2 separate regions of the Homo sapiens genome follow, and region 1 is linked to region 2. The links are chromatin contacts, found by Hi-C in ENCODE. All regions are on one chromosome and are shown on one strand. The core of a region is the stretch at or near the end of the contact, and the rest is flanking DNA. Distances in the headings are between cores, read along the strand shown. Region 1 holds the start of NUP153-AS1 (NUP153 antisense RNA 1). Region 2 holds the start of CD83 (CD83 molecule).

Region 1 (3,020 bases), core at 158-2,657, 3.6 Mb after region 2:
GGGACTTTCAAAATGCCCCAGTGCCACGGTTAACTATAACCTGGTTAATAAAATCTAAGCCAATGCTCTCAAGACGAGGAGGGCCACAGGCAGGGGAAACCGAGAATTAACTCATAGGCTGAGACTAAGTTATTCCACTTTCCATGTAACAGCGCCCCCCACAACTCCCCGTCTGCCCCAGAGTTAAGATTCCAAGGGGCAGCCCCCCCTCCTCAAACACACTAAAGAAGGGACACCAGAAAACAGCAAGTATAAGGGCCATCAACCACATCTTTTCCTTTCTCCCTCGAGAGAACATGAGTAATACCCTCAAATTCCAAATCCCCGCCAAAAAATAAAGAAACGCGCGCATCATGGGCCTACAATTTCTTTTCCCGCCCAGAGCCTGCCTGGGAAAGCCCCTGACCCAGAGAGTTGGGGGAAAGGCGGCCCAAACCACACGTGTGCGCCGCAAGGCTGGGCCTGTCTCAGCCCACTTCCCGTCGCCACCCCCAACGGCCTGAGCTCCCCCGGAGCCTCACTCGGGCCTTTCCTCAGGCCCTCCTGTCTGCTCCACGTGGGGCGCCGGGGCCTCGAACCGCCCGTCCCCTCCAGCCGAGTTTCCCCACCCGCCAGGCCACCGCGGCGTCGGGGTCCCATACCTGATGCTGTTGTCGCCCCTGCTGGTAAGGCTTAATTGGCCCCTGGTGGCAACGCCGCGTCCGGATCTTGCCGCCACCGCCCCCTCCGACTCCTCCGGCTCCCGAGGCCATGGCGGAGCCTCCGCCGCTTCCCGCTCCGGGGCGGGTAAGGGGGCGGGAGAGGCAGAGGCGGAGGCCTTAGAGAGCCTCCCCCGCCGCCCGGCCCCGGCCCAAAAGTCCGCCCGCGCTGTCCACACAGTGGGCACAAGCACCCCAGGAACCGCGAGGTTGCGAGCAGGAGCGGAGAGAGGGTGAGTGCTGGCAGCGGGGAAGGGGGTGGCGGCCGCAGAGGCCGAGGAGGCTCCGGTCCGGCCGCCTCTGCGGACCCCCGCCTCTGTGTGTGTCACGGTCTCTATGGAGATCTCCCGCAGAGGACAGCACGAACAGTTCCCCGCGGTGCTGAGGCCTAACTCGACCGCCGACTGGTGGGAGTTCTTCCGTCGCCCTAGCCGTAGCTGCCGCAGTTGAAGCCGCTGGCGACGCCCGCCTACCCCTCCCCTGTGCGCACAGCGCCCGCCCCGCCGCCGTCGTCGTCGTCGTCCCTGCAGCCTCCGCCGCCGTTGCGCCTATTACCCCTGCTAAGGCGGCTGCCGCGGTCGCGAGCCAGAATGTCGTCACTCATCGGCGCCCGACGCATTTGCATCATCATGCTGCGACGAGCTGATAGGCAAAGAGGAAGGGCTGGTCGAGTCCACGCTCTCGGCCGCGCGGCACGCTGGGAAACGTAGTTCAACAACGGAACGCGGCTTCTCGGAAAGGAAGAGGGACGGGGAAGGAGATCTCCGGGGCGCCGCAGAGGCACAAAGCCAAGGGGTACTTTTGCTGTTCTTGGCTGTAAATTAGACTTTGAAAAGACACTTAACATAAAAACAGTAACCTCTTCCCATTCTCCTTCTCCCTGTCGGTTGGTTAAGTAGGCAGGAAGTAAGCAGACAGTAAAATCAAAGACAAGAGCTAATGATTTAAGAAGGAGGAAAAAAAAATCTGTGGTTGAAAAATAAAGTCCATGATCCTTAGAATTAGAAAATATATACGGCTTCATTAATGTTTCTTTAAACATATAAAGGTTTTGTTGCAGACACACGGGGCTGGAATTCTGGTTCTGCCACCCAACCTATTTGACCTTGGATGAATCAAAACCGTCTGAGCCTTAGCTTCCTCCTCCATAAAATGGGAGCTTTAAAATCCACCTTATAAAGCTGTTGTGAGGAGCAGACGTGATCATCTATGGAGAGCATGTATATTTGCTAATAGACGAAAAATGCGATGAATGATTACAATTATAACCCATGCAGTCAGCTAACATTAGGGGTAAGTGATATATCCTTAACAATAAAAGTATACTATATTTGCTCCAAATATTTAGGAAACTGAGTAAGTGAGCTAGACTCAAAGACTGAATCCACAAAATGTATATTCTAGGAGTTGACGATTAGAAAGGTCCTGGTGATCACATAGTCCAACCCTCTCATTCAACCAACCAGACAAGATGTCCAGAGAAATTTAGGTGGCACAATCAATGACACTGAGATGGGTAATCAAAGCCAGGACTATAACCCAACTTTTCTGTAAGAGCTAAAGACAAATAGCCAAATGATTAGGGAGGAAAAATATGTTGTGAAAAATCTTAGACTTACTATAAATCTTTTTTTTTCTTTCTTTCTTTCTTTCTTTTTTTCTGAGAGACAGAGTCTTGCCCTGTCGCCCAGGCTGGAGTGCAGTGGCGCGATCTTGGCTCACTGCACCCTTTGCCTCCCAGGTTCAAGCTATTCTCCTGCCTCGGCTTCCTAAGTAGCTGGGACTACAGGCGTGCACCACCACGCCCAGCTGATTTGTGTATTTTTAGTAGAGATGGGGTTTCGCCATGTTGGCCAGGCTGGCCTTGAACTCCTGACCTCAAGTGATCCACCCGCCTTGGCCTCCCAAAGTGCTGGGATTACCCGTGTGAGCCGCCACGCCCAGCCTATTTACTATAAATCTCCCACTTACTAGCTGTGTAGCCTTGGGGAAGTTACTGATCCTGTTTCTTTCTTTTTTTTTTTTTTTTGAGACGAAGTTTTTTCCTCTTGTTTTGCCCAGGCTGGAGTGCAATGGCGCAATCTCAGCAACCTCCACCTCCTGGGTTCAAGCGATTCTCCTGCCTCAGCCTCCCGAGTAGCTGGGATTACAGGCATGTGCCACGACGGCCGGCTAATTTTGTATTTTTACTAGAGATGGGGTTTCTCCATGTTGGTCAGGCTGGTCTCGAACTCTCAATCTCAGGTGATCTGCCCACGGCCTCCCAAAGTGCTGGGATTACAGGCGTGAGCCACCGCGCCCAGCCCACTGATCCTGTTTCTA
Region 2 (2,700 bases), core at 1-2,500:
TGGATGGACAAAGATAGAAAGGTTGGATAACAGTTTGTGTTGGCAAACAGGCACTCTCTTTGCAGATGGGAATATAGATTGAAGACACCTCCTTGCAGGTAATTTTTTGGCAATATTTGACAAAATTGGAAACTCCCCTTCACCTAGCACAATTTCCTTGAGGTATTTATTCTAAGAAAATAAGCAATTTTAGAGCAAAGATTTATCTACACTGAAGTTTCCCATAGCAATCACAGTATTGTTTCTAATATTAGTAATACAAAAAGAAACAACCTGTATGTCTAACACTAATCGATTCTAATTTATGGTGCAACTGAACAATGGACCAAAATGATGCTGTTGGAAGTTTTTAATGATGTGGAACCGCTTGCAAATTATTAAGCTAAAAGAAAGTAGGTTACAAGATAGCAGGAAGAATAAACCATTAAAAATACCAATCTGTGCACTGACAAATGTTATAAATATTTTACGTTATGTTATGTTATAAACATTTTATAATATAAAAAAATGTTAACTGAAGTTACTTCCTGGATGAATTACAGGTGATTTCATTGTCTTCTAGAATTTTCTTTTCCAAAAATGTTGTGTATGCGTGTAATTATTATTTTAATAGGAGACACTCTCCTTTGGTGATATAATTTAAACAGGACGGTACTGACTGATAACCTCCCGGGGAAGGCAGGGAGCCAAGTACTACAGACTTGTATGTTTCCATGGAAATCTAACGCGCCTTTGATTATCACAGATTCTGGAGAAGAGTGAGGACTTGGGTTCACCAGTGCGTTCCCAAGGACAGGCTGGGCTTCTGAGGAAGTTGCCCACCCTCTCGGAATCTGGTTTGGCCTCCGTAAAATGGGCAGATCCCGCTCGGATGGCCCGGTTCCCGGCTTCCTTTTGCGGGTCAACGGCAGCGTCACGCGCGCGAGCGCGGTCTGCAAAGCCCCCAGCGCTGGGCGTCACGCGGGGATTGCTGTCGCCGCTGCCAGCCGCAGCAGCGACGCGAACTCGGGGCGCCCGGCCCGGGCGCGCGGGGGCGGGGACGCGCACGCGGCGAGGGCGGCGGGTGCGACGGGGGCGGGGACGGGGGCGGGGACGGGGGCGAAGGGGGCGGGGACGGGGGCGCCCCGGCCTAAGCGGGACTAGGAGGGCGCGCCACCCGCTTCCGCTGCCCGCCGGGGAATCCCCCGGGCTGGCGCGCAGGGAAGTTCCCGAACGCGCGGGCATAAAAGGGCAGCCGGCGCCCGCGCGCCACAGCTCTGCAGCTCGTGGCAGCGGCGCAGCGCTCCAGCCATGTCGCGCGGCCTCCAGCTTCTGCTCCTGAGCTGCGGTAGGGCTCGCGAGCGCCTGTCTCGCCTGTCGCCCCCCGCCCCTCCACGACACCCCCTCCCGTCGGTCGCTTGCTCACGACGCGCTCTCTCTTTCTTGTAGCCTACAGCCTGGCTCCCGCGACGCCGGAGGTGAAGGTGGCTTGCTCCGAAGATGTGGACTTGCCCTGCACCGCCCCCTGGGATCCGCAGGTTCCCTACACGGTCTCCTGGGTCAAGGTAGGTGCTGCGATACCCACGGGCTGGGGTTTGGTGGGCTCATTTGAAGACAGCAGGAACCATCTCCCCTAGGCTGGCGACCCTCTGTGGCTGCCAGGTGGGGGCGAGGGGCGTCTCCCGCAGCTGAACTTGGAGTACCCAGCCTCCCGTCGCGCCTCCCCCACCCCATCCGCATCCAGGTACAGGGCCGAATTAGGTTTTGCTCTCCGCAGACCTCAATCCCCTTCCTGTCACTGAAGGTGGCCTGAGATGAATGATCCACTTAAGATGTTTTGGAAGGGCAGAGACTCTCATTTGGATTAATTCTGGAGGCCACCTGTGGTTGTGGGCCAGCAGGTCAGGAAGAAAGCAACAGGGACCTAGATTTGGGCATTGGACAGGGGGAATGTCTCCAGACTTCTGATTTCTTGTGTTTTGTGACTGTGATGCCCATGATACATGGGAGGGGGAGGGGGCAATTTGAAAGGAAAGGCTAAGACACAGAAGTGACTTAGGCCATTTCATCCATGGTAGTTATCAGTGGTCATCTCCTTTGTGGGATACCCTTGGCTTCCTCCCCTAGCCCTCCTCCTCCTTCCTCTGGCAGCCTTGAGAGCATCAGGTGGATGCATGAGCCGGAGCCCGCATGTGTAAGAACAGGCCTTGCTGCTCCTACTGTAAGTGGACTGAGTGACAAGGAGGCTTTTTCAAGGTTTCCTCTTGACTGAAACATTCTCAGATTCTAAGATGGCAATGATGGTGTCATTCCAAAGCCAAGCAGCTACTGTTTGATATCACTGGTCCTTCTTTAAGTCAGGCCACTGCTACCACAGCACCTCCATTTTAACCCAAATGAATATGATATTACAACCTTACTCTGTAGCTCTCACTGATTTGCTGTCTTACCACGGGGGCAAATCTCTGCACTTGTAGCTTTCCCCAAAATGCAGGGCGTTCTTCTGCCCACCATAAAAGATACTATAAGAAACTGTACGTCTTTGGCCACTTAACAGTACAAGGCATCATTGCGGTGATCTCTTTGTGTGTGTGTCTCCTAACTGGATGGTCAGTTCCCTGGGGGGCAGTGGCTGTATCCATACTTCTGTGTATTCTTCACGGCACCTAATTTTTGCCCTATAAATTGCAAAGGTGCTCTGTGAATTCAGCCCAGCACTTC

What was found. Hi-C counts contacts between places; a loop is a spot of excess contacts on that map. Pooled maps may share reads with other maps.
Region 1: a loop to region 2 is called in a map of CD8-positive, alpha-beta T cell, with 8 times the contacts of the local background. The contact joins the promoter of NUP153-AS1 here to the promoter of CD83 in region 2. A Hi-C loop is called at or near these places in 1 of 168 maps with a recorded cell type or tissue (CD8-positive, alpha-beta T cell), 2 of 37 single-sample maps with no recorded cell type and 7 of 50 pooled maps.

Annotation. Positions count from the first base shown.
Region 1 is chr6:17,705,636-17,708,655 of GRCh38, forward strand. NUP153-AS1 (NUP153 antisense RNA 1) reads left to right here and starts at 1,408. Exons shown (of 3, transcript NR_134618.1): 1 at 1,408-1,493; 2 at 1,759-1,991. NUP153 (nucleoporin 153) reads right to left here and starts at 1,290. Exons shown (of 22, transcript NM_005124.4): 1 at 642-1,290. The coding sequence starts at 752. RefSeq lists a silencer at 612-1,121 and enhancers at 708-1,402, 1,212-1,481.
Region 2 is chr6:14,116,522-14,119,221 of GRCh38, forward strand. CD83 (CD83 molecule) reads left to right here and starts at 1,251. Exons shown (of 5, transcript NM_004233.4): 1 at 1,251-1,327; 2 at 1,429-1,544. The coding sequence starts at 1,291. RefSeq lists silencers at 577-871, 999-1,118 and cis regulatory regions at 614-1,522, 862-1,678, 862-1,517, 1,683-2,183, 1,754-2,580 and 1 more.